2 separate regions of the Homo sapiens genome follow, and region 2 is linked to region 1. A link is a loop called in an ENCODE intact Hi-C map of the cell type or tissue named here. Cell type or tissue: Calu3. All regions are shown on one strand. Each heading gives the region's core, and the rest is flanking DNA. Links, peaks and the distances in the headings are about the cores only.

Region 1 (11,004 bases), core at 1,669-9,668:
GAACTGTTTTTTCACTTGTTTGTGTCATCTTTGATTTCTTTGAATAGTGTTTTGTAATTCTTGTTGGAGAGATCTTTCACTTCCTTAGTTAGCTGCATTTCTAGGTATTCTTTTTGTGGCTACAGTGAATGGGATTTTGCTTTTCATTTGGCTTTCAGGTTGAATGTTGTTGTATGGGAATGCTACTATTTTTTGTACATTGATTTTTTTTTTGTATCCTCAAACTTTGCTGAAGTTGTTAGATCAAGGAGTTTTTGGGCAGAGACTATGGGGTTTTCTAGGTATAAAATCATATCATCTGCAAACAGGTAGTTTACCTTCATCTCTTCTTATTTGGATGCCCTTTATTTTTCTCTTGCCTCATTGTTCTGGCCAGAACTTCCAGTACTATGTTGAACAGAAGTGAGGAGGGTGGGCATTCTTGTCTTGTTGTGGTTCTCAAGGGGACTGCTGTGAGCTTTTACCCATTTAGTATGACGTTGGCTGTGGGTTTATCATAGACAGCTCTTATTATTTTGAGATATGTTCCTTCAATGCCTAGTTGCTGAGTGTTTTTAACCCTTTGAATTTTATCGAAGGCCTTTTATGCATCTATTGAGATGATCATGTCCTTTTTTTCTGTTTATGAGTCATATTTATTGATTTGTGTGTTTGAACCAACCTTGCATCCCAGGATTAAAACCAACTCGACTGTGGTGGAATAGCTTTTTGATGTGCTGCTGAATTTGGTTTGCTGGTATTTCAATGAGGATTTTTGCATTTGTGTTCATCAAGGATATTGGCCTAAAGTTTTCTTTTTTGTTGTTGTGTCTCTACCAGGTATTGGTGTCAGGATGATGCTGTCCTCATAGAATGGGTTAGGGAGGAATCCCTCCTTTTCAATTTTTGGAATAGTTTTAGTAAATCTAGTATCAGCTTTGCTTTGTACAGCTAGTGAAATTTGGCTGTAATTTTCTCTGGTCCTGGGCTTTTTATTATTGGTAGCTTTCTATTACTGACTCAATTTTGAAACTCATTATTAGTCTGTTCAGGGATTCAGTTTCTTCCTGGTTCAATCTTGGGAGGGTGTATGTTTCCAGGAATTTATCCATTTCTTCTAGGTTTTCTAGTGTGCATGCATAGAGGTATTCATGGTAGTCCCTTAGGGTTTTTAATTTTTTTAATTTCTCTGTGGTTGTTGGTAATGTCCCCTCTGTCACTTCTGGTTGTGTTTATTTGGAATCTCTCTTTTTTCTTTATTAGTCTAGCTAGCAGTCTGCCAAATCTTATGCATTCTTTCAAAAATACATAGAAATTCTTTCATTGATCTTTTTGATGGTTTTTCACATCTCAATTTCCTTCAGTTCAACTCTGTTTTTGGTTATTTTCTGCTGCTGTCTTTGGGGTTGGTTTACTCTTGTTTCTTTAGTTCCTCTAGGTGTGATGTTAGGTTGTTAATTTGAGATCTTTCCAATTTTATTATGTGAGCATTTAGTGCTATGAACAACCCTTTTAACATGGCTTTAGCTGTGGCCCAGAGATCCTGGTATATTGTTCCTTTTTTCTTATTAGTTTCAAAAAGCTTCTTGATTTCTGCCTTAATTTCATTGTTTACCTAAATGTGATTCTAGTGCAACTTGTTTAATTTTCATGTAATTGTATGGTTTTTAATCATTTATTATTTATTTCTATTTTATTGTGCTGTAGTCCAAGAATGTAGATGGTTTGATCTCACTTTTTAAAAATTTGCTGAGGATTGTTTTATGGCTGATTGTGTTGTCAATTTTAGAGTATGTGCCATGTGAAAATGAGAAGAATGTATATATTCTATTGCTTGGGGATGGAGAGGTCTGTAGATGTCTGTTGGGCTCATTTGATCAAATATCAAGTTCAGGTCCTGGATATCTTTGTTAGATCATCAAGGCAGAAAACTAATACTGTCAGTTGGGCATTGAAGTCTCCCACTATTATTGATTGATTACCTAAGTCTCTTTGTGGGCCTCTAAGAACTTTATGAATCTGGATGCTCCTGTGTTGGTGCATATATATTTAGGACAGTTAGATCTTCTTGTTGAATGGAACCCTTTACCATTATGTAATGCCCTTCTTTGCTTTTATTGTTTGTTATTGGTTTAAAATCTGTCCTGTCTGAAATTAGAAACCTCTGTTTTTTTCTGGTTTTCATTGGCTTGGTAGATTTTTCTCCATCCCTTTAGTTTGAGCCTATGGCTGTCATTGCAAGTGAGATGGGTTTCTTGTAGACCGCACATGGTTGTGTCTTGCTTCTTTATCCAACTTTCCATTATGTGACTTTTAATTAGGACATTTAACCCATTTACATTCAAAGTTAATATTGTGTAGGTGTGAATCTGTCATTGTGTTGTTAGCTGGTTATTCTGCAGAATTGATTGTGTGGTTACTTTATAGTATCAATGGTCTATGTACTTAAGTGTGTTTTTGTGGTGGCTGATAATCATCTTTCCTTTCCATATTTAGCACTCCCTTTAGGACCTCTTGTAAGGACAGTCTAGTGGTAATAAATTCTGTATACTTGGCTGAAAAGGATCATGTTTCTTTGTTTTTGAAGCTTAGTTTGGCTGAATATGAAATGCTTGGTTGGAATTTCTTTTCTTTAATAATGCTGAATATAGGCCCCAATCTCTTCTGGCTTATAGGGTTTTTGCTGAAAGGTCCACTGTTAGCCTCATGAGGTTTCTTTTGTAGATGACATGCCCTTTGTCTCTAGCTGCCTTTAACATTTTTTCTTTCATTTCGACTTAGAGAATCTGATGACTGTATGTCTTGGGGATGGTTACCTTATATAGTACCACACAGGGATTCTTTGCATTTTCTAGATTTGAGTGTTGGCTTCTCTAGCAAGGTTGGGGAAATTTTGGGAGATGATATCCTCAAATATGTTTTGCAAGTTGTTTGCTTTCTCTCTCTCTCTTTCAGGGATGCCAGTGTGTCATAGATTTGGTCTCTTCACCTAATCTCATATTTCTTGGTGGATTTATTCATTCCTTATTTTTTATTTTTGTCTGAGTCATTTCAGAGAACCAATCTTTAAGCTCTAAGATTCTTTCCTCAGATTGGTGGTTCTGTTGTTAATACTGCAGTTGTATTATGCAATTCTTAAGTGAGTTTTTCAGCTCTGTCAGATCAGTTTCTTTTTGTTCTTAAAATGACTATTTCATCTTTTATCTTTTGCATTGTTTTATGGTATTCCTTAGATTCCTTGCATTGGGTTTTGATTTTCTCCAGAATGTCGATCTTTATTCCTATTCATATTCTGAATTCTATTTCTGACATTTCAGCCATTTCAGTCTGAGTAAGAACCATTTTTGGTGAAGTAGTACAATAATTTGGAGGTCAGAAGACACTCTGGCTTTTTGAGTTGCCAGAGCTCTTGTGCTGGTTTACTCTTATCTGTGTAGGGCTGATGTTCCTTCAGTCTTTGAAATTGCTTTCCTATGAATGGATCTTGCTTTTATCTTCTTTCGTGCCCTTGGGGGTTTGATTATGATATAAGGTGAGTTCAGTCAACTGGCTTCAATTCTAGTCTGTTCCTGGGTCTTGGAGGAGTCCTCTGATTCCTATCTCCAGGCCACTGTTTTCTGTTTTTTTGTTTGTTTATTTGTTTGTTTTGGTGGGAGGGGGGTTGTTCTGGTCCACAGGGCTCCCTCAGGTTAGGGGCCACAGTTGGTAGATGGGCTATATCCTTGCCAGGTCAGTGCTAATCTGTTGTCCAAGTGCTTTCCGGGGAATACAGGGTTGTGCCTGCCCAGAGTTCAGGCAGAAGTAGAATTATGGAAGCTCTAGCAGTTGTAGTTTGCCTGGCTATCAGCGGCAGATGTGGTTGGGGGTTGCCCTCCCTGCTGTCCAGTTGCTTCTTGGGACACAGGAGGCTGCACCCACCTGTTGAGTTCACATAAAATTGGGACCACTAGGCTGGGAGCTCTAGCAGACATTGTCTGCTTGGCTACCAGTGGCAGGGGTAGGTGGCCTCACCCACCCTGCTATCTGAGCATTTCTCAGAGCCACCGGATAAATGTATCATCTGGCAGAATCCACACAGCAGCGGTACCATTAGGCTAGAAGTTCTGGCAAGTTTTGCCTGCCTGGCTACCAGTGTGTAGGGGTCTCCTACCTTGCCACCCAGGAACTTCCTGGGACAACAGGAGCCTGTGGCTGCCAGCTGAGTTCAGGCCAAAGTAGGACAGCTGGGCTGGAAGCTGGCACCAATCTTTTCTGGTAAGGGAATGGGGTGGAGCAATCCTGTTGTTCCCAGGCACTATGATTACAGACTCTAGTGAGGCTGTGTTGCCAGTGCTGGTCTACTCTGGGGCCCAAGGCTTGTAGAGATTTCCTTGAACTTAAGAGTTGCCCTCACAGAATGTCCAGATGGCTCTCTACCCCAGTCTAGAAGGAAGGCTGCAGGAGGGATAGGGGGAATCTCTCATTCCCAGGAGAGGTTCCCAGACAGGTCCCTGTGGAGAGTTCATTCACTCACCCTTTCCTGCTTTTGAGAGGTACTCCCAGCTCTGCACTAAACTAATACAAGCTGGTTTCCAGCCTCACTCCTCTCTGCTCTCTCTGTTCCCCTGCTGCCTTGATGGAACCCGATGTAGTTTCTCAGATGACTGGCCTTGCAGGGCCAATGTTCGCCAGCCCTCTTGTTTCTTCTCTGTGAGAGTGGCATACATAACTGCTTCTAGTTCACCACCTTGGCCTAACCCCCACCTCATCTTTCTCCTTCCCAATTTTTTCTTTCTTTCTTTTTTTTTAATTTTTTTTTCTTTTATGAGATGAAGTCAGACTGTCACCCAGGCTGGGGTGCAGTGGTACAATCTCAGCTCACTGCAGCCTCTACCTCCTGGGTTCAAACGATTCTCCCACCTCAGTGTTCTTGAGTAGCTGGGAATACAGGTGTGCACCACCACACCCAGCTAATTTTTGTAGTTTTAGTAGAGACGGGGTTTTGCCATGTTTCCCAGGATGGTCTTGAACTTCTGAGCTCAAGAGATCTCCCGACCTCGGCCTCCCAAAGTACCGGGACTGCAGGTATGAGTCACTATGCCCAGCCCTTCCTTTCCAAACTTCATAGAAATGACCTATCCCTAGTAAGCTGTTTACAGATAGAAATAACAGCTCTCAGCATTATTAACAAATTATTTTAAGGTAAACTCCATGAAGGGAGAACAATTAGATGTAAAAATAAAAATGGGCTGTTTGTCTATTTCACCACTATTTTTCCATACTCTTTCTGAATAACTGATAAATTATCTTGCTGTGTTTGAGCATTAGACTTAGACATTTGTGATTAGAAAACCCCTCAACTAGTCATATATAACCAACCCTGAGTTCTGGCATTTTTCACAGGTTACTATTGGCACTTTCATTTTCTTGTGTAAATAAACCCAAGGCAATTAAATGACATCTCCCTCTATCAGCTTAAAACAGGATGAAAGGCATGATTCAATAACTTCCTCCCTATACCCAGGCTCCACACAATTTCCTGTTGCTATTTTGTGAAGAGACTTTGATGTGGTTTGGTTCTATGTTTCCACCCAAATCTCATCTCAAATTGTAATCCCCCACATGTTGAGGGAGGGACCTGGTGGGAGGTGATTAGATGATGGGGGTGGATTTGCCTCGTGCTGTTATCATGACAGTGAATGACTTCTCATGAGATCTGATAGTTTCAAAGTGTGGCACTTCCCCGCTTGCTTTCTCTCTCTCCTGCCACCATGTAAGAAGATGCTTGCTTCTCCTTTGCCTTCTGCCATGATTGTAAGTTTCAGGAAGTCCCTCTAGCCAAGCGGAACTGTGAGTCAATTAAATCTCTTTTCTTTATAAATGACCCAGTCTCAGGTCACTTATAGCAGTGTGAAAACAGACTAATACAGACTTCTTAAACAATCTATTTTTTGTCATTTGTTCACCCACCACCCCATGCATCTTCATAACAAGTACCCTGTTCTTAAATACCCACATATCACAAATTTACTGCTTAAACATTGTTTTCTTTCAAGTTCCATGTGATTTATTTCTACAAAAGTGATAGGATTTATGAATCTTTATTTTTTGAAATAAGTGCAATTTAAGAGAAAAATGAAAAGAAAACCACATTTTTTGAACCATCTGAGAATAAGCTACATGTGATGTTTCCTGGAATATGTTGAATATTTCAGCCTATATTCTCCATGAACATTCTCTTTGTTTATAGAATAATCATAGAATTACCATCAAAATCAAGAAATTAACATTACTACATTACTAACAGCCATTCAAGTTTTGCCAAATATCCCAGCAATGTCTTTTATAGCCAAAGGAATAAATAAGAGTCACATTTGGCCCACAGTTTCATATTATTTTAGGCTCTTTCAATTTGGAATAGTTCCTAGTCTTTCCTTGAAACTTTTTGAAGAGTGTAGGAGAGTTATTTTTTAAAGAAAGTCCTTCAAGTTTATCTGATGTTTATTTCATGATTGAATTCAGGCTATGCCTGTTTGGCAGGAATATCACACAAATGACTCCACATTCTTCTTGCATCTTATCAGGGAGTGCATGATTTCAATGTGACTCATCAATAATGATATTCACTCTAATCACTTAAGGTAGTGTTTGCCAGGTTTCTTTACTATAATGTTTTTTCCCTTGCGTATTTAATAAATACAATCATTCTTCAGCAACCTTGGGTGACTGGCTCCAGGACCACCTGTGAATACCAAAATCCACTGATACTCAATTCCCTAACATAAAATAGTGGAGTGTTTGCTCATAAGAAGCTTGTCCAACCGGTGGCCCAGGATGGCTTTGAATGCATCCCAACAAAAATTCATACACTTTCTTAAAACATTGAATTTGTTTGCAATTTTTTGAAATTTTTTAGCTCATCAGTTATCATTAGTGTTAATATATTTTATGTGTGGCCCAAGACAATTATTCTTCCAATATGGCCCAGGGAAATCCAAAGTTTGGACACTCCTGGCTTATAAGCTGTACATATCTTCCTATATACTTTAAATCATATTTAGATTACTTATAATAGCTAATATGTCAAGGCTATATAAAATAATCATATTGTATTGCTTAGGGAATAATGACAATATTTTAAAAGTTTGTATGTGTTTAGTACAAATGCAACCCTCCATTTTTTTCCTGAATATTTTCAACTTGTGGTCGGTCGAATACACAAACGTGGAACCTAGGGATCCAGAGAACTGACTGTGTTTGGGAAAATATATTGAGACTATGTAAATACCCTGTTACCCATCAACCTTTTACCAACTACCACTGGCATTCATTTCTACATTAGTTAGAATTCAACTCTGAGGTAGTTGGTTTTTTCCCTTAGTTTTTTAATGTATTAACTTTCTTATATCCATATAGACTCATGGATTCCAATTTTATTTTCAGTTGATTATAAACCATTACTATAATTTACTTTGATGCTCAGATTGTCCCAGATTTGGTCAATGGGCATCACTTTGTTAGATGCAGTGCCTGACATGACTCCACCATTCTTTGAACACATCCTTACACTCTGTCATAGCAAGACGTTTCAGATTCTTTGTGTACTTTTCCTGTCCCAGGTCTAGAATTAACTCTATCTAAGAAATGCTGGTTCTTTTTAGCAAATAATTGTTTTAATAAACCAAGATATAAGTGTAAGGTATGCTTATTGCTATCGGGTTCTCCTGGTGGACAGAATTTGTACGTGGATATGTGTGTGAATACCCACATTAACGTCCATATTTCCCTATCTTTCTAATCTATCAAACCACGAGTTAATATTATTCAGTTCCAATCTAACAACACAGTGTTCATTCTAGTTTTTTCTCTGTTTGTAACTCCCTTCTTCAACAGTGAGAAACCTGGCTGCTTTGATCCTCTCCTCTATTTTCTTAACTTAGTCTTCCTTTTTGGAGCCAGTCTTCCAAATCTTCTGGAGCACCACCTTTCTCACTTCCTTCGCACAGGCTTTGATCCTAATAACTTTCTAAAGAAAAGACAGAAAGGTAGGCAGGCTAGCTGGCTTCTAGTGCATTTGTATGTCAGTATTTTGAAGCACTGCACTGTGGCAGATTTGACTGTATATATACATCTGGCTCTTTCCATCTCTTTTTTACTTCCATGCTATGATTGGGGTAGAAGAACCTTATAGTATCTTCTTCCCTTTTCCTTCTTGATATTGGCTTTTGGGTTTATACCATGCATGAGTCATTTCTTGGGAATCTAATGTTGCTCTCTTCTTTGATATGCGGACATTCCTGAGAAGGGTTTCCTTTATGCAGTATCTCATTCCATTTTCATGTCATAGATCTTATGATATTGCAACATCCCTCTTAAAACATTTAATAACTGCTCATTTAGGGTTTTCAAAGTTTTCTCTTAGAAGCAGGTGTTCTTTTTCAAATGACATCACAGGTGGAGGACCAATTTAAAACAAAGTCCTTTTCATAGCAAGGCAGTCTTTCATACCATTCTATGAAAACTGCCATCTATGTGAAAAAACTTTTTGCTTTTAAATTGGTCCGCAGTTGCCTGTAATTTGTTTAATCTTAAAAATTGGCTCACAACACACTTGTATCATTAGGTCTATACACGGCCTGCATTCATTCATTTATCTACTCATTTATTGCTTTTTAAAAATGATTAAGCACCTACAAACTCACCACCCTAAACAAAAGCTAACACAGTAACCTACATTAACCTCAGTCTCTTACCCCACTACATCCTTCTATTATTCCCAACCTAAAAAGTCGCTATCCCGAATCTTATGCTTGTCAATTGTTTGCCTTATTTTTAATAGCTTTAATGATTCTATATGCACTATTATAAAGTATTCTTTTATTGTAATTGCTTTTAACTTTATTAAACAAGGTATATAACTTTATTCAGTTAATATTATGTAGCTAAGATTCATCCAGCTTATTGTATATCACTGATTCATTTGTTTTGACTGCTACATAATATTCTATTGGGTGAATACATCACAATTTAGTCTGCCATTGAGAGGTGTTTGACTTATTTCTAGCCTTTTCTCTTGTAAGCAGTGCTTGTATAAACATTTGTAGTGTCTCCTCTTGTAAATGTGCAAGCATGTGCTGGGTACTTACTTAGGCATGCAATTGCCAAGCCATAAGATATATAACTAGTCTAGTTTAGTACAAGGTTTCTCAAACTTGGCACTGCTGAAATTTGGGGCAGATAATTCTTTGTCCCGGGGGCTGTTGTGTGCAGCATAGGGTGTTTAGCTGAATGGCTGGTCTCTATACACTTGGTGCTGATAGTACCACCTCCGAGTTGTGACAACCAGAAATGACTCCAGACATTGCCAAATATCCTGAGGCAGGGGGTACACAAATCACATCTGGCTCAGAAACACTACTTTAAAGAATAAAACTGAGGCAATTACAAAGTGGTTGTATCAGCTGATACACTTGCCAGGAATGTGAGTGTATCCTATGTATCTTTATTCTCTGTGACACTTAGTTTTGCCAGACTTCTGAATTTTTGTCAATATTCTTTAGCATGACAATTTATATTCCTAATCCTATGCTGTAATTAGTCAACTGTTCTTCTTTGATTCAACTAACTCAATATACTTATTTATTTATTCATCCTGCAAATATTTGAGTAGAAATGTCATGTCCAGTACTGGATAGGTGTGAGATAAAGTAATAGCAGAAGGCAATGCATGCCTCTTCTCTTACAGCTTGCACAACAGTGGGTGAAATGAGCATTAATCCATTTATCATCCTGTTCAATAGAAAGGGATGAATATCTAGTGCTGAAGACCTGTAATGGGGGAATTTGACCCAGACAGCAAAATCAGGAGCTCACAAGAGAATGGAAGAGCATGAGTGTTTCTGGTAGGTGAGAGTGAGGGGGATTATTTTATGAGGTCTTACAGGAGATGGAGGGTCAGACTATGTAGGGCCTTGTGTGTCAAATTAAGGAGTTTGGATGTTAGCATAAGAGACATGAGAGGCCTTTGTGTTAGTCTGCTCAGGCTGCCATAACAGAATACCACAGACTATCACAAATAATGGAAATTTATTTTCTTACAGTTCTCGGGGCAGGAAGTCCAAGGTCACCATGTTGGCATGGTTGGTTTCTGATGATGGTTTTCTTTCTCCTGGCTTGTAAATGGCTCTCTTCTTGCTGTGTCTTCACAAGGCCTTTCCTCTATGTGCACATACTCCTGGTATCTTCTTATTCTTCTTATAAGGACAGCAGTCCCTGTTGGATTAGGCCCCCACCCTGATGAACTGTTTAGCCTGAATCACCTCCTTCAAGTTCCTGTCTCCAAATACAGTCACATTGGGGATTGGGGCTTAAATACATGAATGACTTCATTCATTTTTAAAATTTATTCGCTCACTAATTTATTCATTTAATAATTCAGTCATTCAGTATCTACTAGGTAATGAACACACTTCTAGGTGCTGGGAATATGGCAGAGAAAAAAAAACTGATAAAAATTCCTGCCCTTGGGGGACAAACCAGGCCCCAAACCTGAGCAATGGTCTGTTAATGATGCCCAGTTCCAGATGGGTGAGGTTAGTAGCTTCCTCATTCTTTTATGCAGAATTTGAGAAGAAATAGGAAGGGATATGAGAACAGAGGGGTGGTGGTCATGATTTTGGAAGGAAAAGAATGCAGATTTTGGAGACAGAAAGATGTGGAAAGTGCATCTGTCCTCAGAAGTCATCACACAGGGCAAAAAGAACATGGTACCTGCCTACGGAGTGACTTTAGTGAGATGAACTGTTTCCCTGTCCTCTGGTATTGAAGACACTAATCTATAAAAAGAGGCCAGTCTAGCTGATACCTAAGGCACTCCACCTCTTACAATTCTTCCCGTGATGCCGTGAACTACGGAAAATAGGCATATATAAACCCTTGCATTATGTGACAAGAGCCTAGGAATCCTAGATAGTCATTAGTTACACTAAATTTAAATATTTACTTCCAAATAGCCAAACCAAGCTCACTTTCTTGATCGGTCCCCCC
Region 2 (11,004 bases), core at 1,693-9,692, 74 kb after region 1:
ATTATATCTAATTTTCCCCAACAATTACATGCAAGGAGTAGCTTACCTCTTTCCTTACAACCTAACTACCAGAGAGAATGGTTAATGACAACCAGTCCCAAAGAGACTATGCCACATGTACAAGTGTTGTAGGAAGACAGACTCAAGAAGCAATAGCCAGTTTCTAGAAACTCCGTGAAGTACTCACTTGGTGAAGCACCTTGCAAGATAGTTTCACATTGAAGCAGATGAACCAATATTCTCAAAGCTGGATCAATTGGCCTTTTGGTTGAATTTGATGATGTCTTAGTCCATTTGTGTTGCTATAAAGGAACATCTGAGGCTAATTAACAAAACAGAAGTTTATTTGGCTCTTGATTTTGCTGGTGAAAAGATCAGGCATGTGGTGAAAGCCCCAGCTACTTTGACGGAAGATGAAGAGGAGTCAGCCAGTGCAGAGATCACAAAGTGAGAGAGAAAGCAACGGAGAGGGGAGATGTCAGGGCTTCTAACAACCTGCTCTTGTGGGAACTCACAGAGTGAACACTCACTCATTGCCATGAAGATAGCACCATGTCATTCATGAGGAATGTGACCCAAACACCTCCCATTAGGCCCCATCTTCAACACTGGGGAACAGATTTCAACATGAGGTTTGAGACAGACAAATGTCCAAATGACAGCACGTGGCAAGAAGAAGGGACATAGGAACATATAGATTATTCTAACCTAGGATATTTCTCCAAAGTTAAACTACTGGGCTCACCGTATCCTTACACATTGCTCATTGAGGGCAGAAGTTCTCATTCAGTCTCTCTAGCCTCATGTGTTCTAGCACTACTCATTTCACCAAAAGTTACAACTTTCATACCCTATGCTACTTCTCAAACCCTTTATTGCCAATTTAGTTAGAGAGATTTGAAGCCCTTCCCATGGCTGCCCCTGGAGAGTGATGTCCTGCTCCTTCATATATTGATGATCTGTCTGTAAGGTATACAATAAAATGAATTGGCACACCCATATGCATATCACTTTGAACTGATGTCTGTTAAGATAAATTTCTGAAAGATTTTTTAACAGGAGAGTGGTATGATGTGTACTTTAGGGCAACGTTTGTGCTACCTCGATGCCCCCATGAATCTACTGAGGTTTTTATTAAAATACGTAATTGGATTCAGCAGTCCTGAAGTGGAGCCTGATATTTTGCAATTCTAGCAAACTTTCAGATGCTACTGATGTTTCTGGTACGTGGAGCACACTTTTGAATACTAAGAGTTTAGAATAGGGATCTGCAAACTTCTCTGGAAAGGTCCAGATAGTAAATATTTCCAGATTCGTGGATCATATCGTTTCTGTTGTTACTGCCTGCCGTTATAGCGTGAAAGCAGCATTAGACAATATGTAAATGAATGGACATGACTACGTTCCAACACAATTAAAAAAAAAACAAAAAAAAAACATGGGCAGAAGGCTGGATTCAGCCTGCAGGCCATAGTTTGTCAATCACTGGTTTAGAAATATCATTCTGTATGTAAATGAATTGGAAGGATGGCATGGGGATTGGAGACAGGTAGCCTACTTAAGAGGAAGGAAACGCTAATAAATACTTACAGACTAAGGCAGAAAGATGGGAAATAGAAAGTGAAAGGAGAATTGATAGGACTTGACAGGGATGGACAAAATATACAGAGTTGACATCAATCTTAGATGATTTTGGGGTCCTCAAGTAATAAAGCATGAATTTTCCTGGGCACATTTTTGGGGGATCAGTTTTTGGTCTGTTGCTTCCAGGATTTGACAGCTTCTCTTACTGATGTTGTTCTAGATTTACGAAAACCCAGAGAGCTTTATGCTCCCATGAATGACACAGAATTGGAAAATGTTTAATATGAGGTTTCAGGAGAAAAAAATCATTTCAATTATGTTATCTTTGTACTGTAATATAAACAGATTTGTTTTCTACATTAACTGCAGTTTTTAGAGTTCAACGATTTATGGAAGATTTTAAATAACAGAGGTCTTCTGTTTAGGGACTTCTGGTAGGTGATAAGGTATATTCAAAAGAAGCATGAAGTATTTATTGTGCTTCTGTAGTAGGTGCTTATGATTAAAAAGATGAACTTTACAGACATGCCCCAAACTTGAGAAATTTAGTATCTTTGTGTGGAGTGAGTATAAGGCAACCATCCTCAAGTCGAATAATAGAAGGACTGACTTAGGTTGCAATGCAGTGTTTCTCCAATTGAGTCTCACTGAATACTAGTCCTGAAGTTAAAAATTTAGGAAACACTGCTACCTACTTCAAATTTCAATTAAAAAAAATGACATAATTCTCCATGCTTGAATACTACCATCTACCCCATGAAAATTAAAAATCCCATAATATTTAACTTCCATTTTTTTTCAGATTTTCCCAATAAGTCCTTTAAAATCTTATAGTTTGTGTATTTTAAAATAAGTATCTTGTCAAATTTCACGTATTATATCTGGTTGTTACGTCTTTTTAGTGCAGTGTTCTCAGAAGTTAATCACTGGACCAGCAGCATCAGCATCTTCTGGAAACTTATTAGAAATACAAATTCTCGAATTCTACCCTAGATCTACTGAATCAGAAACTCTGGAGACTCAGCCAAGCATCTGTGGTTTAACAAGCCCTCCAGCTGACTCGGAAGCTAAAGTTTGAGAAACACTGCTTTAGTGCAATCTTGACTCCTAGTCTCAGCTGCTTAATAGAATTACCTAGAGTTATTTTAAGAAGACCCAGTATCAGGTGTATACCAGGCCAGTTAGACTAGAATCTCTGAGTGTGAAACTCAGGCATGCATCAGTCTTTTTTCTTTCTTTCTTTCTTTCTTTCTTTCTTTCTTTCTTTCTTTCTTTCTTTCTTTCTTTCTTTCTTTCTTTCTTTCTTTCTTTCTTTCTTTTCGAGACGAATTTTTGCTCTGTCGCCCACGCTGGAGTGCAGTGGCGCAATCTCGGCTCACTGCAACCTCTGTCTCCTGGTTCAAGAGATTGTCCCGCCTCAGCCTCCCGAGTAGCTGGGATTACAGGCACATGCCAATGCATCTGGCTAATTTTTTGTATTTTTAGTAGAGACGGAGTTTCACCATGTTGGCCAGGCTGGTCTTGAACTCCTGACCTCAGGTGATCTGCCCTCCTTGGCCTTCCAAAGTGCTGGGTACTTCTAAAGCACCCTAGGTGCTTTCACTACACAGCCAAGACTGAAGACCCTTGCCTAGTTTTTGTTAACCTTGAACTGTCCTCCTCCCCTTTCATGGAATCACATTGACATTTATCTTGCTAATTATCTTGTAGAAGGACCCATAATGTGTATTTGTTTGATCATATGCCTCGTTTTTGTACCCTATTGGGAATTACGTATCTCTTCTAGTGCCTTTCCGAAATAGATCTGGGCTTGAATATGCCTTGCAAGTAAAATAGATCATCTTCCCTCCATCTCTTTGTATATTTTTTTCCAACCAAGTGCGTCTCCTCTCTGCCACCTATTTGTTCCATCTTGCTAGGTCAGATTATTACCACTTTAGCTTTCAATTCTGTGTTTCATTTCCAAGTTGGTTTTTTTGTGGAACATGTCTTGCGAATTTTGCCCTTTCTAGGTTTTATCAGGTATCTCCTGATAGTGTACACTCGTCTGTTTCACTTACCTTATTCTTCTATTCCAAGCTGTGTTTTATTAGAGGATTTGTTTTCAATATCATCTGGCCATCCTGTGTATAAAGTGGAGTCTTTGTTCTCACAGGTTTTTGTATTTTCCTTTTTTTCTCCAGCTGGTCGGTACAGATTCGCTGAGATGCCCACTCTCAAAACTGTTTCTGGAGCATCTGTCCTGACAGTCACACTGAATTTCTTTTTGTTCAGGTTTGCAGGACAAAGCTGTTTAGAGTTAATATGTTTCTACATTCTCACAGGTCTCAGCAGTTGACCCACTTTTTTCCAACCTAAGTTGGAACAACTCTGCAATATTATATGATGCATGCCACCTGCCTATGAAAGTAAATCAAAGCATCATTCTATCATTTCATATCCACTATAATAAAGGTGGTTGAATGTAATGAAAAGGGAAATCAGAGCCTTTGATGCCTCATGTGCTGACAGAGTGAGTAAGCCAAAAAAAGTGAGTTTTTTTATTCTTTCATAGTAATAATCAGCAGCATTAAAGGATAATTTTCACACACCAAGATGTAAAATCATGAGTCTCTTACAGATATAAAATGAACACGTGTTAAAGATTTTACTTAACTCATTAGTAATGAGGAAATCAGAAAGATACTATAACAGGTTCACAGGAGAAGTCTAAGAAGCACAAAAGGATATAGTGTACAGGAGGTTGAAATGAATGTGCAAATGGATGCCAGACTGTTTCTTCCCCCAGTGGGAAAAGGGTTGAAGTTAACTGAACCCTCTAACAGATGTAATTTATTTGTAAATCTATAGACAAATTTCTTTGGGATTATTTTTAGTTATTTATAACTTAGAGTTGTAACAGAGCTCTATGGAAATGAAAGGCTAGAAGCAGATAATTTAGAAAAGTATGCTCTAAACATTGTTTGGTAGTCCATGGCAGATAACCCAGTAATTGTTTTTATATTTTCAAATGTCTTCCCAGTGACGGCATTTGTAAGAAACTTGATGGCTTTCGAAGCAGTTTGAAATAGATGCTTTTGACCACTGCTTCAACCTAATCAGATACTTTAGTGGCATCTCCTTATAAGTTACCTCAGGGAGGTGAGTGATGAGCACAGCTACCATGGTGCCAGGCACAGGATCGGTGCTCAGAAATTCGTAGTTGTCGTTATAATAGAGACAGTGTTGAGTAGGGGTTAAGAGTGAGGACTTTAAAATCATTTTGTAGATTGTACCTTATTCCTCTCATGTGTACAATGGTGACAATAATAATACCAATCTCTTAGAGTTGTTAAAAGCAGTACGTGAGTTAATTTGCATGAAGTACAGAGAATACTGTGTACACTGTGGCCCTGAAGCCATGTGAAGAGCGTGGGGAGCCTTAGCAGAGTTGGCGCCAGGGCTAGAGAAGCACGGAGGGTGAGTCCTGGGTTGCATGAGTCCCTACCACATCTACCCATCAAGCTGGAGGTCAGTGGATGTCATTGTGATGGAATGAAAGCCTGCTTTTTTCCTGACTTGTAGAACTCTGTTGCCTGTTTAATCAGAGTTTTGGGACCAGGGAACAGATATATTTTCTTTTTCCAGGAGAGGGTGCGATTGTGCATGGACAATGGCAGAATACGTTTGTAGGGTAGGAAAGGTTTGATTGATGCCTTCTCTCACCTACCGTAAGAGTCATGGCCAGCACTCCTATAACAGAAAACAGGTTAACGTGAGAAAAGCGTAACAAATTTATGTAACCAAAGTTTTTACATGGCATGTCTTAAAAACCCCAAGACTCAGTGAAAACCATCTATTTTTATGCTTAAGTTCAGTGTATAAAGGACACCCAGGTAGAAATGTGATTAGACAAAAATGGAATGTTCTAGTGGTAATAGACTGAAAGGACCCAGCAAGCCCATCTGTTCAGATTCATCTTGACCTCTCTGCACAGTATTCCTCACCCTCCAGCATGGAGCACAGCCCCTCTGGGAATGAGGTCTTAGGATCTACTGTCAGACAAGGTGGGTCAGAGAATTTCTTTATGGTCAGCTCCTACACAGAAAGATAGGGGTAGGTTAGAGTATAATTTCTAGTTTCTATGACTCACCATGGGGAAGAGAAATTCCAGTATCTATGACCTACCTTAGTAGAGAAAGGAGAGCAGGAGAAGGTCACAAAGAGACTGCTCTGAGGCCCTTTCAATCTTTCAATCTTTGAGGCCCTTTCAGTCTTTGAATTCAACATATTCCGCACAAACAGGAGATCCTGGGTTTGAAGAAAAGGAAACAAAGGATGCCAAAGGATGCCAAACTGCCATACTCTGGAGTATCATTTTCGAAGCCCCAGCATCTCACGGTATCAGTGCTGAGCCTTAAACTCAGTGTGTGTTTGATTCCAAAGCCTGTGTGTGTCTCCCAATCATATCCTAGCAACTCATTTGTTTTTTTTCCTTCAGGCTCCCTTTTACTTTTGAGCATTCAGATTTTTAGCATTTTATCCTAATTCTTTGTTCCTTTATCCACACATCCATCCATAATTTCAACCAAAATATTTTGTGGTTAGCTTGCTGTGTGCCAGGCGCTGAGCCTGTAATGGTGCCTGTGAGCGGACAGGGACCCGACCCTGATGAACCTTCTAGCCGAGGGAATGAGAGACAAAGTAAGTAAACAGATGGATGAAAGGGTCACAGACTGTACTTAGTGTGATGAAGGAAGGAAACAAGAGGTTGAGATAGGGAAGGAGTGGTGAAGGAACACTTAAGAGTAGCCAGTAAAGGTATCTTTGAGGAGGTAAAAGCTGAAATGAGACTTAAAGGATGTGAAGTGATGTCCATGGAGGCCTGGAAAATAGTTACATAGGCCAAGGGAATAGCAAGTGCTAAGGCCCTGAGGCAGGAACCAGCTTGGCACCTTTGAGGAGCAGGAAAGTGGCCAGTGTGGCCTGGGAGTTGGAGTCAGGCAAGAGAGACAGGGTTGGAGATTTAGATAGGCGTCAGATCTTGCCGTGCCATGGAGGAAAATTTGAATTTGAACTTATGTTAACACATGACATCTATTGTAAGACCAACAACATGTCATGATAAGAATTTATTATGCCTACTATATGCCTATCATGCAACCAGATACTTCTCACAAATCATGTCATTTTCTCCCCCAACTTTGAGAGGTAGAGATTTTGAGTTGTCTTACAGCATCTGTTTACTCTTACATTTATAGAGCAGGTTCCCTTTTCTTGAGGCAAAATGCTAGACCCTAGAAAGATGATCCCTATTCTTAGGGAGCACACAGTTTAATAAAAACATCTGGTAACCAAGGGTCATGCTAGTAGCTCTATGCCCTGGCTTCAGCTTTTAGCCACTCTGGGCTTCTCTTTACTCCAGTGGGGAAGTAATAATTTCCCCATTGCAGGTGATGGTGAAGATGAGAAGAGTCAACAGGCAACAAGTGCCTAGGCCAGGTAGAGGCTCACTCACTGGGGGATATTAGGAAAATCTTGATGGTGCTCTGATTGAAGCCTGCTCACAGTGCACATGGCCAGTGAGAGATGGCAAGATCCTCTGGGAAAGAAGAGACAGGAAAGGAAAGGCTTGGAAGAGGAGAGGGAACTGAATCTTGAAAGAACAGTGGCCATTCCCGAGGCAGACAAGGAGGAGGATGACAAAAATTCTATTTCTATCAAGCCTAATGCGAGATAGTCCTTATCATGAAAATTAAGTGTGAGGAACAAATGCACCTGTGATTTTGGTAAAAAGGGGCTACACATCGTAATTTAATGTCTAAAATTTGGACACTACTTTGTAAAAGTACTACTTACCCGTCACTGTTCTGCATGTAGTTTTAACCAAGATGAGAATCATGTAATAAATATAAGCTGATTCAAAGGCTTTGTTTCCCAAAATGTAGCACTATCTTTTCTTTCAGTAAAATAAATAAAGCATATGTCAACTTGCCCTCTAGTGACAATATTTTGTATTTCACTCAGGTTCAGAAAATAAGCTGCACATTAGCTCCTCCAACAATGTGATTTTCTTTTTAAAAGACAGAGGCTCATCCTGTATAGATAATACTCTATAATAAAGAAGTAGAAAACAGTAACCTCTGGGAAGTATCTTTGTGGTAGCCTATTGTGGTCACTTCTAGGCTGCTTACTCATGAAACTTTGGGCAAATTACTGAGCAAGTAACTTTGAGCAAGTTACTCAGGGATATGGTCTCCTCACCTCTGAAACGAGTTAGCCAGAATGCTGTGTATTTACTTCTCTTTTTTCTCTTTTATGCCTGCTAGAATGCAAGAATGCAAGCTTTGTGAGCACAGATCACAGGGATTTTGTTTTCTACTGATCCCCTAGTGCACAGAACAGGCTGGGCTTGTAGCTGGCACACAATGCATGTGATGTAAGAAAAATGAACAATGACAAGTATGAATATTGAAAATCATGAGTTATGGAAATTGCTGGAGTGTGGTCAAGCAGTTAGTGGATGCTTTACTAAATGATGACGTCCTGTCTTCCCTGGCTCTTGTCACTTGTGTTTTTTCAATTTTATATCAGTTAGATTTATTTCCCTTTGGGCCGTTTGTTTTGTTTTGCTGTTTTTTGTGGTTGTTTTTGTTGTTGTTTTGTTAAACTATCGTGAGCCGAAATTTGAAAGAGACACAGAAGAGGGAGTCAAGGATGAGGCTGGGTTTTTTTTTTTTTAGGTTTGAAAAACAGTTTGCTGACCTTTCCTTCTAGTTGATGACATTTCAAATTTAACCCATTCCACTAGACTATTTTTCTTCATGATGTGCTTTTGTACTAAATTATACACACATGCTAGATTCCGGAAATCTACTAAATCTGTCTCATGGCTGTTTACTGGTCAGTGTCCCTTAATTCGGCAACACCCTGGGTTTTTAGGAAGGATAATCACTTTTTTTTTTTTTTCTTTTTAGTCACTCCGTTCATAAGTGTTTTGTTCCTTTCACCACAGGTTTATTACTCACTTCTACTTTGAAAAGCAGGACCTGGGAGGCTGTAGAGATGAAAGAAATGCAATAACACTTTTGCTTGCTAATGGATGAACATGTTGCTACTTAGAGTTGAAAAGGCATCATTTTCAAGTGCTTTTTAGGGATGTTCATGCTATGGTGTAAAGGGGAGTGAAGAGAGGAAGAGAGCAGCTCTTCACGTGTTTTTTACAGGTCTTAAGTGTCCAAATCCTTCCTTACACAGTAACACCCCTGGAGAGAAGAGAATGTGTCTCTTAAGTTTCTACCCAACATCTAAAAACCCTTAGAGTTCTATCAATTTGGAAATGATGGTGAAAAGATATACTTTGAGAAGTAGTGGTGAAGAATGGATATTGATTTATCCTTTTGATCCATGACGGTCTCCAGCTCCGAAACAAGTAATGATTCCCAGTGGGTACAAGATGAAGTCCAAACTTCTTAACCTTGAATTTAGAGGCTTTTGTGAACAAGCACCAAATCTTTTTGACCCCCTCTTCTAAAACTCCCTCAATGATGTTCTGCTCAAATTATTCTCCCTCACTGACCTCTAGCTAGGCTCTGTGTTTTAGAATTTTAATTACATTTATTGGTCAGGGACGGATCATTTTAATTGTTGGAAAAGAAATCTAAAAAGTACAAAACAGAAGATGACATTCATAATTCTGCTATTTGGAATTAATCTTTGTTGGTAGTTAGCCAATCACTTCCTGTTTTTTAAAATACATAAGTCTATGTATAATTTCTACGGTTATAGTTTTTTTAATTACAAAAATGATATAGAAGATAGATAATCCAAAAGAGAAGACTATGAAAGATAAACTAAAGTTTTGTTTAATTACTGTTTCCAATCCTGATTCCCTCTCACGTTCCCCTGAAACAGCCCCTGTATTAGTATTGTTGTATATTTTTCCAGTTCATGTTTAGAGTACATAATTGATGACATTATTCTGTGTTTATTTTGGCTCACATAGATCGTGTCATAATGTGTGTATCTTTCCATAATTTGCTTTTTTTACTCCAAATCTGTTTAAATGTCTAGAACCAGCTTGCGCAACCCATAACCCATGGGCTGCGTGCAGCCCAGGATGGCTTTGAATGCAGCCCAACACAAATTTGTAAACTTTCTTAAAACATTGAGATTTTATGTGACGTTTTTCTTTATTTAGCTCATCAGCTATTGTTAGTGTTAGTGTATTTTCTGTGTGGTCCAAGACAATTCTTCTTCCAGTGTGGCCCAGAGAAGCCAAAAGATTGGACACTCCTTCTCTATAATTATTACTGACCATTGTAAGTTCTGTTTATCCATTTGCCTACTGACAGGTATTTGGGCTGTTTCCACATTTTTGCAAAGCTGCAGAAAAAATGAATGTGATGATTTTTATGCAGATGTGCAAATACTTCTACAGTATGCATTGAAGTGGTATTGCAGGGTCACGGTGTCTGCACATCTCAGTGTTCATGGATGTCGCTAAATTTTCCTGTCACTTTGCTAGCTTACATGCCCATATAGAGTGGGCTGAGGGAGAGACTTCTCAGGCTGTTCCTTCTTTATTCCCTCACATTTCCCCAGCCTAGAATTTCCTTCATTCTTCTCTCTTGTGGAAACTGTCTGTTTTGCAAGATTCAATAGAGATAACATTTGTTGTATATTCCTCTCACTTGACATTAACTCTAGATTTTGACTATTTTTATTTTACTTGTTTATGTCTCTGTCCAGGTGAGTAACTAAGCTTAGAAAGCACACAGGCTGCATGTTCCTTTGTATTCCATAGTGCCTAGCCTAGTCTCTTACCCATGGTGAGTGCCAAGTATAGCAAAGTCTGGTGTTGCTTGAAATTCAGGTTTATAGCCAGTTGAAATGTGAACATCCAATATAGTGAAAATTATTCTCAATTTTAAAAAATGCCTGTAATATTTTGTATCTAAATTAGCCACTTGGCACTTTTTTCCTGCAGCATTGCATTTAGTCAATGCAGTTAATTAACGCATAAAGGTGATAGACCTTATGTATGATAAATATGTCCTGTAATTTTTAAACACATTTCACATATATTCCTAATACACCTATTAGGAGAGGCATGCAGGAAATGTAACTGATAGCACATACAGCAGACAAACACCCATCTTGTCCTCCTGTAGAGATACTTACGCTTGCTGACTGGAGGAGAAGGAATCACTTGAACTATCTAAATTGCAAAGTCCCATTTTTTGCCTCTACATCCCAACACACATACACACACACACACACACACACACACACACACACATTCCTGTACTCAGTATGCTTTCTGATGTTGCCTCCCTGATCAGCACCACAACACGGGCAAACACACTTCTGCCTCCTCCTCCCTGCCCGATCTCTTTGCTCCCAATGAGAGAGAAGGAGGAGACTGAATCAAGCAAGCAT

What was found. Peaks named below come from ENCODE experiments on the same cell type or tissue, not always from the same donor. Only the 100,000 strongest peaks of a DNase experiment are listed, where the experiment ranks them.
Region 2: it touches region 1 in a loop (3-fold over the local background); 2 of 110 quality-filtered maps call a loop at or near these places.

What each region holds. Positions count from the first base shown.
Region 1 is chr3:7,871,562-7,882,565 of GRCh38, reverse strand. No RefSeq gene overlaps it. Among named protein-coding and RNA genes, the nearest start is that of GRM7-AS1, 340 kb to the right of the region's middle. In Calu3, for the core only: no CTCF peak of the experiment used is centred there; a DNase peak (open chromatin) is centred at 6,505.
Region 2 is chr3:7,797,138-7,808,141 of GRCh38, reverse strand. No RefSeq gene overlaps it. Among named protein-coding and RNA genes, the nearest start is that of GRM7-AS1, 270 kb to the right of the region's middle. In Calu3, for the core only: no CTCF peak of the experiment used is centred there; no DNase peak of the experiment used is centred there.